Regions from separate parts of the Homo sapiens genome. Here region 1 is linked to region 2. A link is a loop called in an ENCODE intact Hi-C map of the cell type or tissue named here. Cell type or tissue: chondrocyte. All regions are shown on one strand. Each heading gives the region's core, and the rest is flanking DNA. Links, peaks and the distances in the headings are about the cores only. Region 1 has its middle 5.7 kb from the start of INPP5D. Region 2 overlaps NGEF (neuronal guanine nucleotide exchange factor).

The links. A loop is a pair of places that touch in the nucleus more often than their neighbours do. Peaks named below come from ENCODE experiments on the same cell type or tissue, not always from the same donor. Only the 100,000 strongest peaks of a DNase experiment are listed, where the experiment ranks them.
Region 1: it touches region 2 in a loop (2.0-fold over the local background); 2 of 110 quality-filtered maps call a loop at or near these places.

The regions. Positions count from the first base shown.
Region 1 is chr2:233,051,555-233,057,654 of GRCh38, forward strand. No RefSeq gene overlaps it. Among named protein-coding and RNA genes, the nearest start is that of INPP5D, 5.7 kb to the right of the region's middle. RefSeq lists a silencer at 2,494-2,653. In chondrocyte, for the core only: CTCF peaks have their summits at 2,330, 2,582 (motif pointing left) and 2,876; no DNase peak of the experiment used is centred there.
Region 2 is chr2:232,926,398-232,932,497 of GRCh38, forward strand. NGEF (neuronal guanine nucleotide exchange factor) reads right to left here. Exons shown (of 15, transcript NM_019850.3): 4 at 647-789. Among named protein-coding and RNA genes, the nearest start is that of SNORC, 59 kb to the left of the region's middle. In chondrocyte, for the core only: no CTCF peak of the experiment used is centred there; DNase peaks (open chromatin) are centred at 2,156 and 2,629.

The DNA of each region.
Region 1 (6,100 bases), core at 1,473-3,972, 130 kb after region 2:
GGAAGCAGATTCTGATGGAAATGAAGCTGGGACCAACCAGGTGGGGTGTTTTTGTTTGTTTGTTTGTTTGTTTTGGCACATTAGTTCAGAGAACTACTGGCTGAAGAAGCAGAGAGGAAGAGGAACAGAACGTGGAGCTGGGAAGAAGCTGCCACGTAATTGCCACGGAAAGAGTGGCTGTTGGCAGGAACTGCATTTAGGAAGCATGGTAGTGGGCCTGCCAAGGGAGGCGGTCATGATTCATGCCTGGGAAGTGCTCGAGGCCAGAACGGAGGTTGGAGGAGGCTCCGGGGCCTGGGGCGTGGTGGCCGTGGTAGACCGGCGGACGCTGGCGATGGCTGGGCTCAGGGTCTGGCTCAGGGGAGTGTTGCTGAGAGTTGCTGTTCCTAGAATTTGTAAAATCTGACTCTGGGGGCGGAGAGCCAGGAAAGGGGTGGTTGCTGTGGCAACAAGGACACTCCATAGGGGTGGGGTGGGGCAATCGCAGTGGTGGGGGTGGGGATCGCAGGCCTGCCTTGCTTCACATCCAGGTGTAGGCTTAACTGCAACAAAGCTACCAAGAGGCCATGGGCTTGGCCCCTTCATGTTCAGTGCAAGAAACAGATCTAGACAGCTTTCTAGAAAGGGAATGTATTTATACATTTTCCTAAAAGTTCAAACGCAAGGAGAGAGCTCATTCTTAAATCAATATTGTAATGAAAGTCAAGAATTCCTTTGAAATAAAAGTCCCCAGGGCTTGTTTTTTAAAAACCTGTTTCATAAGTAGGATTTTCATCCATGTCACTTTCTTAAAGTAGGACACTCCAGAATTGCCCCTCTGAGTTTTAGAAAATATTAAACCCCAGTTATCACCAACAGTAGGTATGTAAATTGGTGCAACCACTTTGGAAGACAATACGGCATAACTAATCAAAACTAAAAATGCACACAACCGTTGAACGCTCATTCCTCTTCTAGGGATTTTTCTTGCAGATAGACTAACTAAAAACTGGAATCTTTGGGAGGCTGAGGTGGGCGGATCCCTTGAGGTCAGGAGTTTGAGACCAGCCTGGCCAACATGATGAAACCCCATCTCTACTAAAAATACAAAAAATAGCTGGGCATGGTGGCACATGCCTGTAGTCCCAGCTACTCAGGAGGCTGAGGTACGAGAATCGCTTGAGCCTGGGAGGCGGAGGTTACAGTGAGCCAAGATCTCACCACTGCACTCCAGCCTGGGCAGCTGAGCCAGACCCCATCTCAAAAACAAAAACAAAACCAAAAAAACCCTGGAATCTATGTGTCCAGGGAGAGGAAACTGGTAAAATGCACCATGTTATGATATAGAATAGTAGGTATGTTTAAAAGAATGTGGTAGATATAAACTAGCTCCACGAAATGTCCAGAAATCTGAAGTGAAAAATGAAAGACACATAATAGAGTATTTAAAAAAGGGGGCCCTGCAAAAATCGGGTTGTATATGCATAGAAAACACTGAAAGACTGCACAAGACACTGGCCCTGGAGAAATGGATCTGGGGTCTGGGCTGGCAGGAAAACTTACTTTTTATTGTAAACCCTTTTGAGCATGTTAAATAACATGTTACTATGTGCACATGTTACTTTTCAATGTAAAAAAAAAAAAAGGTTAAGGAGAGAAAAGTTGGTCTCTTTCTTAGGAATCCTGAGAGGAATGATGGGGGAAGAGTCTCCCAGGATACAACCAGCCATCCACACAAAACAAAATGCTTCCAGCAGGATTTTACACACACTACCTTGATCTGGAGTTCTCTTTTTATTTAATTTTTTTATGTGGGCAGTAAAGGAAAGCTGGAAAAGTAGATGGAAGAAAAAAAATTGCTCGTGGATATGCCGCCTAACTCAACCCTGTTCACCTCCAGTGTCTTTCCAGGATAGAGCTTTTTCCATAGTTGGAATCGTAATGTATTCCCATTTGGTTTCTTGATTTGTTTGTTTGTTTTGAGATGGAGTCTCACTCTGTCGCACAGGCTGGAGTGCAGTGGTGCGATCTCAGCTCGCTGCAACCTCCGCCACCTGGATTCAAGCGAGTCTCCTTCCTCAGCCTCCCAAGTAGCTGGGACTTCGGGTGCCTGTCACCATACCTGGCTAATTTTTGGATTTTTAGTAGGGTTTTGCTAGGTTGGCCAGGCTGTTCTTGAACTCCTGACTTCTGGAGATCTGTTCACCTTGGCCTCCCAAAGTCCTGGGATTACAGGTGTGAGACACTGCACCCGGCCTTGATTTGTTTTTTCACTAAACGTTGTATTACGAATATTTCCCTCTGTCCTTAAGAATCTTGACAAGAGACATATGTTGGCTTTTTGGACATGGTTTCCTCTTACCCAATTCTTCCCAAAGTCAATCCTAATTCTCCTTGTTTTCTTTCAAGCTCATTTGATTTTCCGGCATCTTCAGTGAAACAGGAGATGCTCGCTGCCAGGCCTTCGGTATTCACAGATGTCCTTTAGCACAATTATGGACTCCATGGGCCCTTGGACTCCTTGGGGATCGCCCCTGTGCCTGTCAGCGATGTTCCCGGCTCTGGTCCCAGGGGGAGGCCAGAGTGCAGCGCCACCTGGTGGCCGGGAGTCACAAGGCGCAGACCCGGACCCGTTCAGGTTCTTTGTAGTCGCAGGTAAAGAGTTCTCTTCTAGAATTGGGTTAAACCGGTGGCGAAGGTCACTGATGCCAGCTGCCCGCTGGAGCCCCCAGGAGCCCACCGAAGCTCTGCCCTTCAGGAGCTGGTCAGGGGGCCGCCTGGGAGACCCGCCTCATCGTGAGGACCTACCTGGTGCCAGACACATTACATAATTTCACAGACATTCTTCAACAGGGTGTCACTATCCCTTTACAGAGATGCAAACCAATCCAGAGATGCTACATAGTCATGGTAAAGCTGAGATTTGGATCCCAGCCTTGTTCCTGTGTGTCTAATTCAGAGTCTGATTTGCAGCACTAAAATGGAGCTTATCAGAGGAGCAGAACAGGGAAGGGGTGGAGGGTGCCATGATTTGAGATGTTGCCTTCCCATTGTTGGGGATGCACCAAGCCCCAGGAAGCCGTGGGGCCACATAGATGGATGGTCTCTGGCAAAATCTGTCAGGAATTCAGAGGACTGTGGCCACTAGCTCTGCAAATCTGAATGAAATTTGTGCCTGCAGGGGCCTGGGTGGATCTGGAAACGTCAAGATGCCGGTAGCAGAAATGGAACTGGAAAAGGAAAGGCAGGCTGGTGGAGCCTGGTATCTTGACAGAGCTCCAAAAACAACTGTGGAGAGAGAGGGATGGACAGAGAGAGAGAGAGAAGAGAGAGAGAGAGAGAGAGAGAGAGAGAGAGAGAGAGAGAGAGAGAGAGAAGGCTGGGTGGGGAGAGAGAGAGCTGGGAGGGAAGAAATTCTTTTCTGGCAGACAATAAGGGATCATAATCTGCTAGTTTGGGAGTGCTCCAGCTCTGCCAGACGTCTCCAGTGGGACGGTCTCCCTTCATCCTAGTCAGGGGCTGGGACTTGACTTCCTCTTCCACCATCTCAGTAAGCGACCTTGGCCTTTGATTTGAGAGGGGCCGATGTGGGCAGGGTAGATTCTCAGGACACAGGAGAGCATCCATCCTTCTTAACAAACTGTGAATAAGGTGCTGGCTCCTGCTTTTGACTGGTTTTCCCGGCTGGTCTTCCTCAGTGGCAGGAAGCAGGAGCCTGGGGGCTGACCCACCTGCCCTGGGCTCCTTGGGAGGGGAACAGTGGTGCTTGATCCCAGGAGGCTCCCTGTGAGTGGCTGCTCCCTTCTCCAGCAAAGGATGTCTTATTATCAGGTCTGAAGATGAGGGAAGTTCACTATTGATTACGCCAGCCAGTGAGCAACTTTCTAACTTCACGGTCAAGTATTTGCCCTTCTATTAATCAGGGTTCTTCAGAGAAGCAGATAGATAAGTAGATAGATTAGATAGATAGGGAGATAGATGGCTAGATAGATAGGGAGATAGATGGCTAGATAGATAGATAGATGGCTAAATAGATAGATGGATGGCTACATGGATGGATAGATAGATGGCTAGATAGATGGATGGATAGCTACATAGATGGATGGATAGATAGATAGATAGATAGATGGCTAAATAGATAGATGGCTAGATAGATAGACAGACAGATGGCTAGATACATAGACAGATGGCTAGATAGATATATGGATAAATAGATGACTAGATAGATAGATGACTAAATAGATAGGCAGATCGATAGATTTATAGATCAATAGATAGATAGGTAATAGTTAGACAGATGGCTAGACAGATGGATGGCCAGATAGATAGATAGATGGCTAGATAGATAGTGACTAGATAGATGGATAGGTAGATGGCTAGATAGATAGATGGATGGATGGTTAGCTAGATAGCTAGATAAATGGCTGGATAGATAGATGGATGGCTAGATACATAGATGACTAGATAGATAGTGGCTAGATGGATAGATAGATGGATGGCTAGATAGATGGCTAGATAGATAAATAGATGGATAGATAGATAGATGGCTAGATAGGTGGATAGATAGGTGGATGGCTAGAGAGATACACAGATGTATGGATAGATAGATAGATAGATAGATAGATAGATAGATAGATAGATAGATAGATATGGAATTGGCTCATAGGATGGTCAAGGCTGGCAAGTGCAAAGTCTGTAGAGTGGGCTGGCAGGCTGGAGACCCCGGGAAGAGTTGATGCTGCGGCTCGAGTCCATAGGCAATCTACTGGCAAATTTACTCTTTGGAGGAAGTCAGTCTTTTTCTATTAAGACCTTCAGCTTATTGGATGAGGCCTACACACAGGAATTGCTTTACTCAAAGTCTACTGATTTAAATGTTCATGTCATCTAAAAAATACTTTCAGAGAGACATCCAGAATAATGTTGACCAAATATCTGGGTCCTGAGGCCCAGCCAAGTTGACATAAAATTAACCATCACTGCTCCCTTTGCTTTTAGCACTCAGTGAGTGAACACTTTCAGCCCCTGCACCCCAAGCCATGAGTGATATCTATCTATCCACCCAGGCTGGGGGGAGTGGGAGCCCTGGGGCATAGTAAAGGGCTTCGATGAACACAGGAGGGGAAGGGAAGTACAGAGACAAATGCTTAGATATATTGTATATCTGTTAACATTGTATAGTAAATATATATTATATATATATAATGTGTGTGTATATATATACACACTATATATATGATGTAATGTGTGTGTGTATGTGTGTATATATATATATATATATACACACACACACACACATATATATATACAGTATATATTGACCTCTGCCTCCCCTCTCCTGGCTCAGTCCCTTCTCAGACCCTGAAATTCTTTCTGTTTCTTGTCCACGGTGGAAGGACCCCTGGACAAGAAGCTTGGTGTCTCCATTGTCCCTCTCTCCCAGCCTGCCCTGACCCTGTCCTGAGACTCAAACCTTCCTGTGACCCGCCCTCACTTAAGGTTGCCAAAGCAGAATTGCTCCAATGCCTTGGCCCTGCCATGTCAGCCCTCCTCTTCAACACTGAGGCCTGTCTGTTCTTCCCGGAGCTTCTAGAGTTGGCTGAGTGCCCATGACCAGGTGCCTGCCAGACCACCCTGATGCTTCTCACTGCCCAGCTTTCCCAGAAATTGTTCAAGTCCCCTGATGGGGCCTGGGGCTTGCCAGGGCTGGCAGTGCCTTTGGGCAGGTGCCCCAGTCTGGACCCAGGATCACATGAGTGAGTCTGACCCCACTTCTTCCCCTCAGCTGCTTTCCAAGCCTCTGCCCCATGGGTGAGGTTGACCAGATGCTCCAAGGAATGCATAGACTCACACTATGCAATCGCTCTGGGGCCCTATGGCTGGGTGTGACTCCTGGGCACAGCCTGGGGAGCAGGTTTCTCCTTTGAGTGGCCCCGAGCATTGAGGACAGCAAGGATAGTGGCAGGTGGTCTAGGCCCTCATCACCCCTGCCAGCAGCAGCTGGCAGTCCCTTATCCCTTCTGGAGGCTCCTGTCCACTATCAGGCAGCTGCCTCCTCCAACGTCTTTCGAGGACATTGCTCCACAGCACCGATACACCCACGGGCTCTTCCCATCAGCAT
Region 2 (6,100 bases), core at 1,146-3,645:
CCTATTCACAGTGCTTCAGGTGCAGCTGTGTAGCAGTTGGACCACACAGGCTGAGCCTCGGCTTCCCTTCCAGGCCATATTCCTGGAGAGGCTTCCCTTCCTAAGCCAAGGGCCTCTGGGGCTCTTGCTTCCTCCCTACTTCGCCTTTCCTTTCCCTGTGCAAAGTTGGCCACCGCCTCCTCTTCTTGAATCGCACCAGGCTTTTCCCAGAACCCCCCTTCACACGCCTCCTCCTCTAGCCCAACTCTGCTCCCAACAGCCGGTTTGGCTTCCAGGTCTTCCTTGATGGGGGATAGTGGAGTCCTCCCCGCTGCACAGCTCAGCCGCGCTGCTTCATCCCTTCTTTCTGGCAGAAGTGATAAGGGGTCAGAGAGCCCTCCCACCAGACAAGAGCTGGGCAAATAGACCTCTCCGCAGAGAGCAGGACAGAAATGTTTGCTAAAGCCCACTTGTGCAGCGCTATTAAAATGCAGCAGTTTTGCCTGCGGAACCATTTAGAGCCAAACATGTCAAAAGCTTTCCTTACCCATGTCAGACGCAGTCCTTCGTATGAAACACAACGGCATCCCATGAGCAGGAGGACCCTCAGAGTCCTCCAGGGACCCGCGTTTCCCAAATAAAACCCGGTTACTGCGGAGACACCCACCTATTTGTTCAATGAGGTTTCTCCAGGAGTCGGCGGGAATGGGGTGGATCATCCGCAGGGCCTCGGTGAGCGTGGTGGGGCTGTCGGCCAGGGCCGGCCACTCCTCGGGCGTGGCCCCATTTCCCGGGGTGGAGGACGACTCACTGCCAGAGAGGGAGGAGGACAGGGGCTGGTTATTTTTAAGCAAGGATTCACCTCGGCTGGCTAGCGAGGGGCGTGCGCACAGGCGGCTGCTAGCCAGCCGGACCTTACCCGGGACCGTCCAGGGGCAGCGGCCGCAGCCAGCGCCGCCCCTCCCGGCCGGGCGGGCCCCAAAAGCCCTTTCTGTCACCGCACCAGGGCGCGACCGGGTGATGCATTTCCACACCAGCCCGCCCAAACCTCCATGGTTTTGGAGCTCCCGGGCAGGCGGTGGAAACTTGGCGCACCGTGCCCACTCTCCGGCGCCGCTCCGACAGCCCGACGGGTCCCGCGGCCAGGAAGCCACTCGGCGCCCCTCGCCGTCACTCGACCCCCGGCCCCTTTCGGACTCCGATCCTCCCGTCCCCAGGCCACACGGCGCGGAAAGGGGATGCCGAGCGGGACGCGCACGACCAGGGCGCCCAGGACGAGGGCGCTGGAGGAGACTCCGGGCAGGGACCGGGGTCCCAGGGGCCCGGGCCGGGGCTCAACACCCACCCGATGGGGTGCGGGCCCGACGGGGCCCGGGGGTGGGAGTAGGGGCGGCGGGGGCCCGCGGAGGAGGAGTGGGGATAGGCCGCGCAGGGGGTGCCCGGGACCCCGGGCGCAAGCTGGGAAAGAGGCACGCGGGGGCGGCGCGCCGGGGCCGGGACAGGCGCCCGTCCTCACCTGCCGGGCAGGTGTCCCGCCGCCGAGTCGCGCGCGTCGCTTTCCGAGGTGGAACTGTCGTGGTCCACGGCGCAGGCGGCGCTGAAGGCAGCGGCCAGCAGCTCCATAGGGTCGGCGGCGGGGCGGGTGCGGGGGCCGGGTCGGGGGCCACGCCGGGGCCCTGGGCTGGGTCGGGGGCGACTAGCGGGCTGCGGAGCGGGGTCGCAGCGCGCGCGGCTCGACCGGAGCTGCAGCCGCCGCCGCCACCGCTGCCGAGCACTCCCGCGGGCGGGCGCGCGCCTGGAGGCTCCCGGGGTTGCCACGGCAACGAGGGAGGCGGGAGGGGCGCGCGCGGCGGGGGCGAGGCCGGGCGGCGGCGGGGCGGGGGCGCCCGGGCTGGGCGCGACCCGGGCCCCGCGAGCGCCGACTGCGGGCTGGGGCCTGCCGCGGGCTCGCGCCTTCCTCCCCCGCGCCGCCGTGCCCCGACCCGGAGAGGGGCAGAGCTGCGGAGGCCCTGGAGCTGCGCCTTTGCCTGCCCCGCCCACTCCTCACGGCGGGGGAAGCCTGGAAGGGGCGGGCGAGGCCACCCTCGGCTCCCCAGTGCCCGCAGACCTCCGCCTTGCCCACGCTGGGCACCCCCTGCGGTCTCCCGCAGGGTCGCAGCTCGGCGACCCGCTCTGAAGCTCCGAGCCCGGCCTCGGGGAATGTGTCCCCGCTGGAGGGGGTCTCCGTCTTGTCTCTGCTCCAGGCGGAGACTGGGGTCTCAGGGGCTCCTTGCAAGCCCGCTCCTGAGCCTCGCGGTGGGGAGGGGGCCGGCGCGGAGGTCTTTCCCGGGCGAGTCTGGTCGCAGGACGAGCCACGCTCAGCTACGCACGACCCTGGCGGGTCTGGGATGGGTTCGGGGGCACCAGAGGAGGAGAAACCAAGTGCCCGAAACCTCTCCTGGGTTGCCCTGCCCGGTGACATCGACTCCTGGACTCTGCGCCTTCGCGTTAGCTGGGTCAGTCCGCTCGCGGATCAGAAAGAGCAGAAAGGACAGTCGGAAGAGCGAGGCCTGGAGGTGCCTACGGGCCGAGCCAAGCCGCCCTCTGCTCAGGGATCATGCTGTCTGCTCAGGTGTGGCGAGGATATCTAGCAAGATGCCCCCCGCCTACCCTCGCGAAGGCCCCTGGCGCGCTGCCCGGTGTCCTTTTCCGGAGGCCAGCCGGCTCACCTGGGTGGGCCCTTGGGTGACCGCGGCCTGCGCCTGCAGCCGGGCCTGTCCTTTTTACGGCCCTGAGGAAACCCCAGGGGCAGGGGTGGAGTGCGGAGCATAGTCCCCCGCACGCTCCAACCCACCCGGCATTTGTTTAAATTAGCAAATTCTTCGTTGGGGGGGATGCAAACATTCCTGGTGGCAGCGGTGCAGTTACTCGTTAATTGTTTGGCTTTAATGGATCCTTAACCAGTCTTGAATAAGGCAGGTGTGATCAAGGGAGGGTTGGGGAGGAAGCTGAGAAGCATTAAGCTTTTTGCCTGGAAGGGAGCTCTCCTCCCCACGTGGTCTGACTTCCCCAGCTTTGACTCTAGAAAAGGGTGTTCAGGTAGACTCAAAGCCAGTCTCTAAAGCTGCCACTTAGCCCTGGTGCCAGAACGGGCAGGTCTGATCTCTTCATGCCCTTTGGGGCCAGAACGGGCAGGTCTGGTCTCTTCATGCCCTTAAGGCCTGAGAATATTCGAGACAACCATCTGGTCTTTTCCCAAGCCAAGCACCGCCCTTCCTTGACTCACTCCCATGGACCCAGGTATCTCCAGGCAGCCACCTCCTGCCCTTAGTGTGTTGCTCTGCTCACTGGCCATCTCCATCTGGCCATCCCACATCTTAGGCTGTCCTGGCTGCTATAACAAAATACCATAGACTGGGTGTGATGTGGTTCGGCTGTGTCCCCACCCAAATCTCATCTTGAATTGTAGCTCCTATAATTCTCACGTGTTGTGGGAGGGACCCAGTGGGAGGCAATTGAATCATGGGGGTGGTTTCCCCCATATTGTTCTCCTGGTAGTGAATAAGTCTCACAAGATCTGATGGTTTTATAAAGGGGAAACCCCTTTTGCTTGGATCTCATTCTCTCTCTTGCCTGCTGCCATCTAAGACGTGCCTTTCGCCTTCTGCCATGATTGTGAGGCCATGTGGAATTGTGAGTCCATTAAATCTCTTTTTCTTTATAAATTACCCAGTCTCAGGTATGTCTTTATCAGCCGCGTGAGAGCGGAGTAATACAGGGTGTCATCAGAACCCAGTGTAAACAGCAGACACATTTCTCATAGTTCCAGAGGCTGGAAGGCTGAGCTCAGAGTGACACCATGGTCTGTTGCTGGTAAGGCCCTCCTCTGTGTCACCGACTGCTGACTTCTTATGGTAGCCCCATATGATGCAAAGAGAGAGAGAGAGTACTCTGGGCTCTCTCTCTCTCTCTTTTTTTTTTTGAAATGGACTCTCGCTCTGTTGCCCAGGCTGGAGTGCAATGGCGCGATCTCGGCTTACTGCAACTTCTGCCTCCCGGGTTCAAGCGATTCTCCTGCCTCAGGCTCCCAAGCAGCTGGGACTACAGGCACCCGCCACCACGCCTGGCTAATTTTTGTATTTTTAGTAGAGATGGGGTTTCACCATATCATAGAGACAGGGTTTCACCATTTCGCCAGGCTGGTCTTAATCTCCAGACCTTGTGATCCACCTGCCTTGGCCTCCCAAAGTGCTGGGATTATAGGTGTGAGCCACCACGCCTGGCCTCTCTGGGGTCTCTTTTATAGGGTACTAATCCCATTCATGAGGGATCCACCCTCATGGCCTTGCCACCTCTCAAAGGCCCCACCACCTAATACCCATCACCCTGGGAGTTAGGATTTCAACACGTGAATGTTGCGGGAGACACAGACATTCAGTCCATAATATTCCACCCTGGTCCCCCAAAAGTCGTGTGCTTCTTGCATGTAAAATACATTCATTCCATCTTAACAACCCAAAAGTTTTAACTTGTTCCAGCATCAACTCTAAAGTCTGAAGTCCGAAGTCTCATCTAAATATCATCTCAATCAGGTGTGGGTGACACCCAAGGTGTGATTTATCCAGAAGCAAAAATTCCTTTCCAGCTGTGAATGTGTGAAACTAGAAAAATTCTATGTTTCCAAAATACAATGGTGAGACAGGCAGAGGATAAAAAATCCCATTCCAAAAGGGAAAAATAGAAAAAGAGAGAGAGGAAGGAAGGAAGAGAACAGGAAAGAGGTGACAGGTCCCAAGTAAGTTTAAAGCCTAGCAAGGCAAATTCCATGAGGAAGATTCTCCAAAGCTGGAGAATAATGCTCTCTGCCTTGATGCTCTGCCTGCAGTGCCCACTGGTGTGGCACTGTCACCCCCACAGCTGGGTGGGGCACTGTCTACTCTGTGCCTCTCCGTTATTTGGTGGCTCATACCACGCTTCTCTGTCAGAGGTGTGAAGCTGTTGTGTTTTGTGGAAGGTAGAAATTGGATATTTAGTTGAGTGGATTTCTGGGCAAAGTGTCTAAGGAGTGGCTTGGTTCTTCCTGACAAACATAGTAAAATTTGAGAAGAGAAGAGTAATTTGAAGATGGAGCTGTTAAGCAAAAAGTAAGCAGAATTCAAGGATTTGAAAGAATCCTCAGCCTTTCCGTATTACAAGCTATGAGAAAACATTCAGAAGAGAACACCAAGGGTGTGATGGACAGACCATTTGATAAGGAGATGAGTGTGAGTGTGAAATACAGACTTAACCGTCCCAACAAAAGCCAAGAATAGAGGTGAGATTCTACCAGCAGAAACAGTGCCAGCTGGGCCTGAGGAAACGGAGAAAGTGGGACAAAATGAAGGAAGGAAGATTGTTGGACTTCTTAGATCCTGCAGGACTGGACATAGAACCATTTGGCTGAAAACACATGTGATTCTTCCAGACAAGGGGAGAATGACTCAAGAGGCTATTCAGAAATCGTCTGGCTGCCACTCCTTCAACACTTTGCCCAGAAATCCACTCAGCTAAATATCCAATTTCTACCTTCCACAAAGCACAATTCAGCCCAGTTATTTGCCACTTTATGACAAGGACGGCCCTTTCTCCAGTGTCCAGTGACATGCTCCTCATTGCTTTCCAAGGCCTCATTAGAATGGTAACTGGTATGGTAAAATCCATACTTCTACCAGCATTCTGTTCATGATGACTTAGTATTGGCTAAGAAGATACAAGTGTTCTCTACAGCTCCCCTCTATTCTTTATGAGTTCTCTCCAGAATCACCTTTCTTTTTTTTTTTTTTTTTTTGAGACAGAATCTTGCTCTATTGCCCAGGCTGGAGTGCAGTGGCACGATTTTGGTTCACTGCAAGCTCCACCTCCTGGGTTCAAGTGATTCTCCTGTCTCAGCCTCCCAAGTAGCTGGGATTAAAGGTGCGCACCATCATGCCTGGCTAAACTTTTTGTATTTTTAGTAGAGATGGGGTTTCACCATGTTGGCCGGGCTGGTCTCGAACTCCTGACCTCGTGATCCACCCGACTCGGCCTCCCAAAGTGCTGGGATTACAGGCACGAGTCACCAGGCCTGGCCCAGAATCCCCTTTCAAATTCCATCCATGGCGAT